Regions from separate parts of the Homo sapiens genome. Here region 1 is linked to region 2. Evidence: chromatin loops called from intact Hi-C (ENCODE). Cell type or tissue: sigmoid colon. All regions are shown on one strand. Each heading gives the region's core, and the rest is flanking DNA. Links, peaks and the distances in the headings are about the cores only. Region 1 has its middle 110 kb from the start of MIR744. Region 2 has its middle 25 kb from the start of LINC00670.

Region 1 (5,387 bases), core at 120-5,119, 330 kb before region 2:
ATGTTGGATTTTAGTAGTAGTCAATATTTTATTTAGGACTCTCATTTATATTCATAAGTAAAATTGGCCTATAATCCTCTTTCTTTGATTTTCCCCTGTATGGTTTTACTATCAAAGTTATACTTTTTTTCATACGAGTGAGACAGCTTTCCTTCTTTTTCTGTTTTCTTTGTGTGTGTGTGTGTGTGTATGTGTGTGTGTGTGGCACAACTTGTTTGACATAAAGATTAGTTTTTATTTGAAAGTTTGGTTGCAAACCTGTAAAACCTAGACCTGGCTTTGTGTGGATATGAGGTTTAGAGAGAAGTCTTTTTATTACTTCCTAAATTTCTTAAGCATTACTGGTATAAATACATTTTCTATTCATTTGTATTAATTTTTTTTGCATTTTGTACTTTTAAAATTGTTCATTCATTGCTTCTGGGTTTTGACATTTGTTGGTGTTTACTTGTTCATAATATTCCTTTAAATTATTAAAACATCCTTTGTGTCTATAGTTATTTCTCCATTTATATTCTCTATTGTGTTTATTTACACCTTCTTTTTTGTCCCTTGATCATTCTTTCCAAGTTTTATCTTTATGAGCCTTTTCTATAAACCAACTTCTTGTTTTGTTAGTTGTTTATAATTTTCTTTGTCCTGTGCTTTGTTGACCTTTACCTTTATTATTCCTGTTCTCCTTGTTTTTTTAAGGTGTTGAAGAATAGTCTGTCATTAACACACAGCCAATGAGGTCATCAGACTCTTTCATACATGGACAGGTTTTGAGATGTGCCCCTTGTGGAAGAAAACCACAGATGTTTTAGAGCACTGAATTGTAAGCATGCTTAGAGATGATTTATTCCATTAAGGGCAAATATTTAATGTGCTCAATTTGAATGCATGGTTCACGTTCATTTCCCCCCGCACTGAGGTCAGATGCATCCTGGTATTCCCAATACTGTTAGAGACGGCACTGCAGGTGAGGATTCTTTGCCATCCATAGTTCCCCCTACTTAAAGTGTGGCCCACGTTGCAATCACCTGGGAGTTTTTTTTAGAGATGCAGAATATTGGGCCCTAGGCCAGGCCTACTAAATCAGAATCTATATTTTAACATCTTCAGATGAATCATTAGGCATTGAAGTTTGAGAAACACTTGGTCTAACACCATTATTTTGCAGGTGAGAAAACTAAGAGCCTCAGAGGTAAGGTAATCTACCCAAGACTATGTAGAAGAAGGAGGTTTTCATAGCAAAATTAAGCAGGGGAAGAGAGGGAAAGAAAGAGAATGAGAGAAAGGGAGAGTAAGAAAGCCAAGAGACAGATGAATGCAATGGAAAATGAGAAACATGAGTGAGGAGAAGGCAGATGGGGAGTCAGTCTTCCCCCAGGATACAGTTCATCTGAGGCCAACTTCTGGGCATGCTGAGTAGCCAGAAGTTTTATTCACCATAATAGAAGCTTTTCTCAGTGTCCTTGGTATCAGGCTTGAATGACTGTCGGCAAACACACTCACATTTCAATAAAACTCAAGTTCTTTTTCTGGCAGTGGAAGTAGCAGTAAAAAAGGCTAGGAAATGAAAACATCTGTCACATGGCTTTTGAGGTGCCAGGTGTCACAGCCCTAGGGCCAACTGTCCTTTTGCAACATGGCTTCCTTGGACCTCCTACCTGTCTTGTAGGCCTCTGCCCTGGGCTGTGGATAGCCTGCTACCTCAAGGATGCAGTCATAAATCTGCAGTGACCCTACCCTGTCTGTTCACAGAGCTCCTTTCCAGGAAGACCAGGAATTATTTATTGCAGCCCATAGAATTCTCTGTAAGGTTTTACCCCCAGATGCAGGAGATGCATGTTCTGTTTCTGTTTGACATCCCATGTCAGAACTGAGCCCTGGAAGAGGAGTAAGTAATTCAGCATTATACACAGAGAGTAAAGTTATGTGGTTATATATCAACACAAGGCACTGGAAGTCCTTCGAAATCAGGAGAGTATAATTTTAGAATGAACGTAATGAAAATGTCAAAGGAGATCCATCTTTCTCTTCTACCTCTAAGATGTGCTAAAAATAATTGAGACAATTTTCCACGTGTGGATGCATGCCTTATACCACAGTTGCCGCCTGGGGAGGACACTGAGCTGGGAGAACAGACCTCTAGGTCACCAGCCCTGATCTCTTTGGACTTTCAAGAACTGAATGCCCAGCTGCTTCTCAAATGTCTTCTCAAGACTGTCCTGACAATAGCACCTCAAACTCAACATGTTAGAAACTGAACTCATTATTTTTCCTTCCAGATTTCTTCTTGATTTTATCTTTCCTTTTGTGCAATGCACCAAAGCAAGATCGTCTCAATTTCATAGCCAGGTTATTGGCATCACGCAGTTCCCTGTTGCTCAAGCTCCAACAAGTTGCTATCCTTGACTTCTCCCATTCCACTACTTCTCTATCCAAAGAATGGGTGGTTCCTGTCAATTCTGCTTCCCGAGAGGTCCTCAGATCCATCTTCCCAGTCTGGCTGCAGCTGTTCTGACCCAGGTCATTGTTTTTCACTGTATTATTGTGTATTGTGATGACCTCCAAAGGTTAGTCTCTGTCCACACCATCACCAGGTTCATCTTCTGAGAGCATCAACACAGCCCGTTTCTTGCCTCCTTAGAGGCCTTCTCTCTCAGTCAGAATCGAGAACTCGCTTAGATACTTGCACACGCATTTTTATAACAGCACAATTCGCAGTTGCAAAAATATGGAACCAACCCAAATGCCCATCAATCAATGAGTGGATAAAGAAACTGTGTTTTATATATATATGAAGGAATACTACTCAGCCATAAAAAGGAATTAATTAATAGCATTTGCAGCAACCTGGATGGGATTGGAGACTGTTATTCGAAGTGAAGTAACTCAGGAATGGAAAACCAAACATCTATGTTCTCACTTATAAGTGGGAGCTAAACTATGAGGATGCAAATGTATAAGAATGACACAGTAGACTTGGGGGACTCATGGGGAAAGGGTGGGAAGCAGGTGAGGGATAAAAGACTACAAATTCTGCTTGGTGTATTTGTACAGTGTATACTCCTTGGATGATAGATGCACGAAAATCTCACAAATTACCACTAAAGAACTTACTCATGTAACAAAATACCACCTGTTCCCCAAAAACCTATGGAAATAGAAAAAATCTTTTAAAAAGAACTCACTTAGAAGCATCTCCTGTCTTCCCTGTGAGCTGGCCCCATCCACCTTCTCCATGCTGTCTGTCACCATGCCCCTCCACACAGCTTTGGCCACGCCAGCCTGCCTGTTCTTCCTTCATACACTCACACCTTAGATCTTTGTGTATTCCCATTGCCAAGGCCGGGAATGTCCTTCCCTGCCTCCTACATATCAAAAAAACAACTGTTTGGATAGTGCTACTCTTTCCTCCTCAGCTCTCTGGGGATAATGTATCCTCTGCCTTTTGATGAAATCTTGGGTGTTTGAGTCTGCCAGCTCATTCTTCAGAACTAAAAAGTCCTCCAGTCATTTTTTTTCTTTACCACACAATAATTCTTATTTTAGTAATTAATATATCCAGCCCAAGGCAACGTTTAAGGAAAAAAAGGCACCCAACTTTATTCAAGGTAAAATGTTTTGTCCCCTTTCACTCCAGCTATGCCTATTGTCGAAGTTATAGTGTGTGTGGATGTGTGTATATGTGTATGTATGTATGTGTGTATGTGTGTATGTGTGTTTATATATGCAGGTATGTATGCCTAGGTATGTGTGTGTAGGTGTGTATGTGTATTTATGTGTATGAGTTTATGTGTAGGTGTATGTGTGTTTGTGTGTCTGTGTATGTGTGCAAGCATGTGTATACTATGTGTGTGCATGCATGTGTATGTGTGTATGTGTGCATGCATGTGTATGTGTGTATGTGTGCATGCATGTGTACATGTGCACGTGTGCATGTGCATACATGTGCATGTTCATGCATGTGTGTGTGTATGGTATATGAGTGTGCGTGTGCATGTCTGCACTGGGTCAGATGGGGAGTCGGAAGTGAGTGGGAAGCTTCTTTTCTGTTTCCCGTCTTGTGCTTTCCTTCCTCCTGCCCTGCCACCAGCTTATTAGCTGAGGTTGCTGACCTTCCAGGTCAGAATGGGGGTAAGGGAATGGGGATAGGTGAGGGCCAGGAGAGGTCTAGCAGAACTGGTATTTACATAAATGTGAGTTGACTACTTCTGACCACAGCAAATTAGTAGATGCAAAGCTGCCTCCATCTGTTGGAGTACATTTGTGGGCCCTTTGGGGTCTTCACTGGGAATATTTGACCAAGTTGCTTATAGTATATGCCATTTCTGTTCTCTGCTGCTGTTCTTAGGAATCCAGGTCTAGCGTTCCACCCCAGGCTGGGGTCCTCATTCTTCCCCAGGCAGATTTCAGGGGCAGTATTTGAGTGTTTTACAAATGTCCAGTCTCTCCTATGGCCCATACCTGATCCATTAGAAAGAGTTGTGCATCTTTGCCACTGATGTGGGTGGACATGTCTACCACTTCTGACTCATAGTGACAGCTTCTCCTATTTAGAAAGAGACACCATTGTAGGGAGGCTGAAAGTTCCTGAGAACAGTCCATTGTGCTAGCCAAACTCCAGGATGCAAGGGAAGCATCCAGAATCCAGAATGGTGCCTGGAATTCTTTTTTTTTTTTTTTTTTTTGAGATGGAGTCTCACTCTATCGCCCAGGCTAGAGTGCAGTGGCGCGATCTCAGCTCACTGCAAGCTCCGCCTCCTGGGTTCACGCCATTCTCTTGCCTCAGCCTCCCGAGTAGCTGGGACTACAGGCGCCTGCCACCACGCCTGGCTAATTTTTTATAGTTTTAGTAGAGCTGGGGTTTCACTGTGTTGGCCAGGATGGTCTCGATCTCCTGACCTCGTGATTCGCCCGCCTCGGCCTCCCAAAGTGCTGGGATTACAGGTGTGAGCCACTGCGCCCGGCCGGTGCCTGGAATTCTTACTAGGCTTAGGTGAAGAGAAAATATCCCTCCAACAAGGGACCTCACGACCCCATCTCAAAGACCATTTCTCCAACTTTTCCAACTTTAACTCTAGTTTTTGGGCAGGTCAAGGTGGGCTGTGGGCCACAAAATCATTCTATTACTTCCTTTGTAGGTCCTGCAGAGTTGGTCAAAGGGAAAGCCTGTGTTTGCTGTTTCGGAGCACCTGCTGAAACTGACCCTGCATTGATGTCTGTCTACATTGTCATTCAAGATTTTGCTCAAGTGTCTCCTCCTTAGAGGACAGTGAGGCTTCTATCCTCCTCAAGTGTGAATGATGATAGTGAGGTAGGAGGTGGGACTCAACTCAGGAGGTGGGACCTGACGCCGGAGGTGGGGCTTGAAAACTAGACCAAACTGAGGACTAGCT
Region 2 (5,387 bases), core at 210-5,209:
TGCGGCCATAGCAAATCTCCCTGAGCAATTTTTTTTTCCCTGTGACAAAAATCATACTATGTAGTTTTACTTGAAAGCCACAGAAAGACCTAACACCATCCATGCTGCGTGAATTTCTTGATTTTTTTCAGGTTGCTTTGCAGATGATGTTTTAATTAGGGAAGCCCATTCGAGAATCTTCCTAAAGACATATAACATCCTCAGCCATCTGAAACTATCTGAACCAGTCTGAAAATCTGAATGCCAGAACCACCCCTGCAGTCCAAACAGTTTGTGGACTATGTCTAAATAGTCTGTTGCACTAACCACAACTGAGGAATTTATGAGGGCATTAAAGTACTGTAACCAAAATGTTGTCATTCAAAGGCTCGCCTCGGGAGGAGTGGAGTATTCCGAGAGCTAGACGCTGGGGCTCTGGCAAGACTCCAGGCAAAGTGTCAGGATCCTGGGATCAAAAGGTGATTGAGAGACGTCTAATTGAGGAGTGCCGCCCTGATATTTGTGGTTTCCTTTCCAGCAGTGGAATTTGGTGCAGATCTTTGAACAGCTCCACAGCCAGCTCTGGGGCCCTGCAGGAACAGGCCAGGGTGGATTCCTGGAAATTACAAATAATGGGGGTTGGGCACTTGTCTGCATCTCTCTGGGACTAGACTCGTGGTTTTTAATTGTCTTTACCCAAGGCAGGACATTCTAACCAGTAGCTGGGATCTCGCAGTGTGATTAAATTTATACTTAAGGCTGATGCGAGTGCTCAAAAAAATTAATAAAAAGAAAAGCAAAAAGATGGTGAAAAAACACAAATGTGTACATTTGGGAAAAAGGTCACAGGCTGTTAATACAGTCATGCATTACTTAACAATGGGGATACGTTCTGAGAAATTTGTAGTTAGGCAGTTCCATCATTGTGAGAGCATCACAGGGTGCACATCACACAAATCTAAATGGCACAGCCATACTACCCACGTAGGCTATATGGTATAGCCTATTGCTCCTAGGCTACAAACCTGAACAGCGTATTACTGTACTGAATACTCCAGGCAATTGTAACACAATGGTAAATATTTGTGTATCTAAACATAGAAAAGGTAACAGTAAAAATACAGTATTATGATCTTATGGGACCACCATTGTATATGTGGTCAGTCGTTGGCCTAAATGATGTTATATGGCATGTGACCGTATAAACGTTAAACCATTAATCATCCAACTCATTATATGTATAATTTGTATAATAGGTATAATTTGGATTTTTGGCACCTTTTTGGCTATCATAGTCATTTCATTTGATGTCTTATGCAAATACATCTCTTTAAAGTACTTTCTTGTACTTGATTAATTTCCCAGACTGTTAATATGTTTTCACTGTATATCTTCTGGTGCTTAACATTATACATAAAGGTGGCAGGGGACATAAGGGGAAGAGAAAAGATAAAGTGATTCTTTCCTTTACGCCTAGAAAAGATTGGAGTCTTGATGAAGGGAAAAACATTTGTTTGGTCATTTAATCAATATTAACTGAGCACTTAATATGTGTGGAACATGAGGGGTACAAAAAGATGGAGGGAGGTGGATCATTATATAAATTCCAGCTTTACTACCTACTGGTTATGTGACGTTAGGCCAATTATTTACATTTTTTGAGGCTGTTTCCTCAATTTTTAAATGAAGTTAATAATAAAATGATACAGGAGAAAAATTATGTAGATTACTAATAAATTGTGTCTACTATAATCACGATTATTAAAGATGAGTCATCACCTCCTCAATCACCAGTAGACTTTTTTGTTTTGCTAATTTGGGTTGCCAGAAATATGTTGTTATACCTAGACAACAGGCCACCATCATTTAGATTTGGTGTAGATCATTCATTGGCTAGTTTACATTCTCACTTTTTTGAGGTTCAAATGCCTACATTTCTTGCCTAAATCAAAACTTACATTTATAAAAAAAAAAAAATACCTTTATATCCCCAAGGGAAGAAGATAATGTGACCCAGGAAAGGCTTTCTTGTTTTAAAATTAACATTTTAAAATGAACTATGTAGAAATCCAGCCACAGAATCCTAACATTAGAGAAACACAGGGTAGTAGACATGACTTAGAACTAAGTTCCTGCTTTCAGGTAGCACAAGAGGATGAGATGCAGGCATGTTGGGGTCACGTGAGCTCTCTTTTGAAATTGATTCCACAGGTCACTGTGAAATCCAAATATGCTTAATTTTAAGTGTCTTTGCTGCACTGAGACATTTTACCTTATTTGTATGCAAAGCCATCCCAGCTTTACATATGGCCACCTTATCAAATTATCTTATTAATTCTGAAATTTTCTTAACTTTCAACATATGCAATTGCGTCATTCCTAAATAATGATAACTCTACCTTTTTATTTTCATTATGTACGCTTTCATCATGTTTTTCTCTGTGTAATCCATTAAATAAAAATTCTAAAACCTTCCCCAGCAATGATTGTCATTGGAATAGCTTTATACATAATTATTTTACTTTACATATTATGCTGTCTTTAGGTAAATACTGCTAATTTGAAGAACTTTTACTTTTTTAGCATTTCTATTAGGAATGAGACTTGATAAGAGTGATCGACATTGACTTTACAAAACCAGATTTGGTTTTAGTTGTCATTTCCGGTGGGTTTTTTTTTCATATATTATTAATTTTGTCTTTATTCTTTTAATTCTCCTCTCCAACTTTCTCTATGTTTATTTTGATTTTTTAAAATAATAATTGTATTGAGATATTCACTTACTATAGAGTTCACCCACTTAAAGGGTAGAATTCAGTGGTTGTTAGTATATTCAATAGTGTATTCACAGATATGTGGAGCAATCACCATAGTCCAACTTAAAAAGAAATGTCAGGCTGTTTAGCTATAACCTCCAAACTCCTATTGCCCCCCAACCCCTAAGGAACCATTCCTCTACTTTCTGTTTCTGTGGCTTTCCCAATTCTGGTCATTTTATACAAATGGAATCACATAATATGGAGTCTTTTCTGACTTGCTTCTTTCACTTCACATGTTTTCAAAGCTCATGCATATTGTAGTAAGTATTGGTACTTCATTCCTTTATATAGCTGAATCATATTCCATTGTACAGATATACGTTTGTTTATCTACTCATCAAATAAGAAACATTTGGATTTGTGCCACCTTTCTGGCTATTCATAAATAATGCTATTATAAACATTCATGAATATGTTTTTATGTGGCTATACATTGCCAGTTCTCTTCGGTAGATGTTGCCGGATCATAAGTTTGACCATTGAAGAACTGCCAAATTATTTTCCAAAGAGGTTGTACAATTTTGCAGTGTAAAACGGTTCAGGTTTCCCCACAGCCTTACCAATACTTATGGCCTTACTCTCAGATTCTAGCAATCTTAATGAGTAAGTGTGAAGTGAATCTCACTGTTGTTTTGATTTGTATTTCCATGTTGACTAATGATGTTTAGCATCTTTTCATGTGCTTATTGACCATTCGTTTATCTTTTTTGGAGAAATGTGTCTTCAGTTTCTTTGTCCATTTAAAAAATTAGACTCTTTTTATGATAGAGTTATAAGAGTTCTTATACATTCTAAATGTGTCTCTTCTCAAATACATGGTTTGCAAATATGTTTTCCATTCTGTAGATTGCCTTTCATTTTCTTGATAATAATATCCTTTGATAACCAAAGTTTTTACACATTTTGATAAAGTCCAATTTATCTATGTTTCTTTTGTTGCTTATGCTTTTGATATCATATCTAAGAATGCATTGCCAAATCCAAGGTCATGAAGATTTGCCCCTTATAATTTTACCTCTTACATTTAAGGCCTTGACCCATTTTTGTTTGTTGTTTTGGTTCTTTGTTTGTTTTTCAGACAGAATCTCATGCTGTCATTTAGGCTGGAGTGCAGTGGTGAAATCTTGGTTCACTGCAACCTCTGCCTACCTGGTTTAAGCAATTCTTATGCCTCAGCCTCCAGAGTAGCTGGGAGTACAGGTGTGCACCACCATGCCCAGCAATTTTTTGTATTTTTAGTAGAGATAGGATTTTGCCACGTGGGCCAGGCTGGTTTCAAACTCCTGGCCTCAAGTGATTGGCCCTCCCTGGCCTCTCAAAGTGCTAGGATTACAGATGTGAGCCACCATGCCTGGCCTTGATTTGGGGTTAATTTTTGTATAACAATGTGAGGTGAGGGTCCAAATTCATTCTTTTGCATGTGGTATCCAGTTGTCCCAGCACCATCTGTTGAACAGAGTATTCTTTTCTTATTCAGTGGCCTCAGCATTCTAGTCAAATATCGGTTGAGATAGATACGTGGGTTTATTTCTGGACTCTCAATTCTACTCCATTGGTCTATATGTCTATCCTTATGCCAGTACCGCATCATTTGGCTACTGTAGCTTTGTAGTAAGTTTCAAAGTCCAGAAGTCTTCTGACTTTGTCATTCTATTTCAAGATTGTTTTGACTATTCTGGGTCCCTTGCAATTCTTGCAATTTCAAGTAATTTTCATATTCTATTTTGATTTCCTTGTGCTTTTTTGTCAAAATAACATCATAGCTCATTTAATTTCAATTTATTTTTATAAATAACAAAAACAAAACACCATAATTTTTTTTCCAAAATAAGTTTTAGCTATAAATCACAGGTGTTAATACAGAGTTTTCTTTTTCATTAGCTATATATTGTTGGGTTTATTTTATCAAACACAGGCATTAGAATTGTGTTCTTTAAAATCCATGGGGTTTTTTTTGACGAAGTCTCTTCTTTTTTTTTTTTTTTTTTTTTTGAGACGGATGTCACCCAGGCTGGAGTGCAGTGGCACAATCTCGGCTCACTGCAAGCTCCGCCTCCCGGGTTCGCACCATTCTCCTGCCTCAGCCTCCCGAGTAGCTGGGACTACAGGCCCCCGCCACCACGCCCGGCTAATTTTTTGTATTTAACATTTTTTATGTTTATTTCATGTTTTCTTGTATGATAGTCATGGATTTTGTTCTTTAAAACTGTACAGTCTGGAATGTGTTAAGGGTTTCTTTGAAACCAACTACATGATCAAAATTCATAGATGTTTATGGGCATAAGAAACCATATATAATTTTCCATTTGTTACATAGGAAAGGTCTATACTATACATCTTGATGATTGTATTTTTCCAATATCCTGTTTATTTTTTTTATCTACCATCAAGTTTTGAAAAGGTTATATGTACATATATAACTATATGTATGTAGTCTCTGGATCATGCTTTTTTAACACCATACTTTTTTTTTTTTTTTTGAGACAAAGTTTTGCTCTTGTTGCCCAGTCTGGAGTGCAATGGCACAATCTTGGCTCACCACAACTTCTGCCTCCCAGGTTCAAGCGATTTTCCCCTCAGCCTCCCAAG

What was found. Hi-C counts contacts between places; a loop is a spot of excess contacts. Peaks named below come from ENCODE experiments on the same cell type or tissue, not always from the same donor. Only the 100,000 strongest peaks of a DNase experiment are listed, where the experiment ranks them.
Region 1: a loop joins it to region 2, with 2.5 times the contacts of the local background. A loop is called at or near these places in 2 of 110 quality-filtered maps.

What each region holds. Positions count from the first base shown.
Region 1 is chr17:12,191,650-12,197,036 of GRCh38, forward strand. No RefSeq gene overlaps it. Among named protein-coding and RNA genes, the nearest start is that of MIR744, 110 kb to the left of the region's middle. In sigmoid colon, for the core only: a CTCF peak has its summit at 2,088; no DNase peak of the experiment used is centred there.
Region 2 is chr17:12,522,555-12,527,941 of GRCh38, forward strand. No RefSeq gene overlaps it. Among named protein-coding and RNA genes, the nearest start is that of LINC00670, 25 kb to the right of the region's middle. In sigmoid colon, for the core only: no CTCF peak of the experiment used is centred there; no DNase peak of the experiment used is centred there.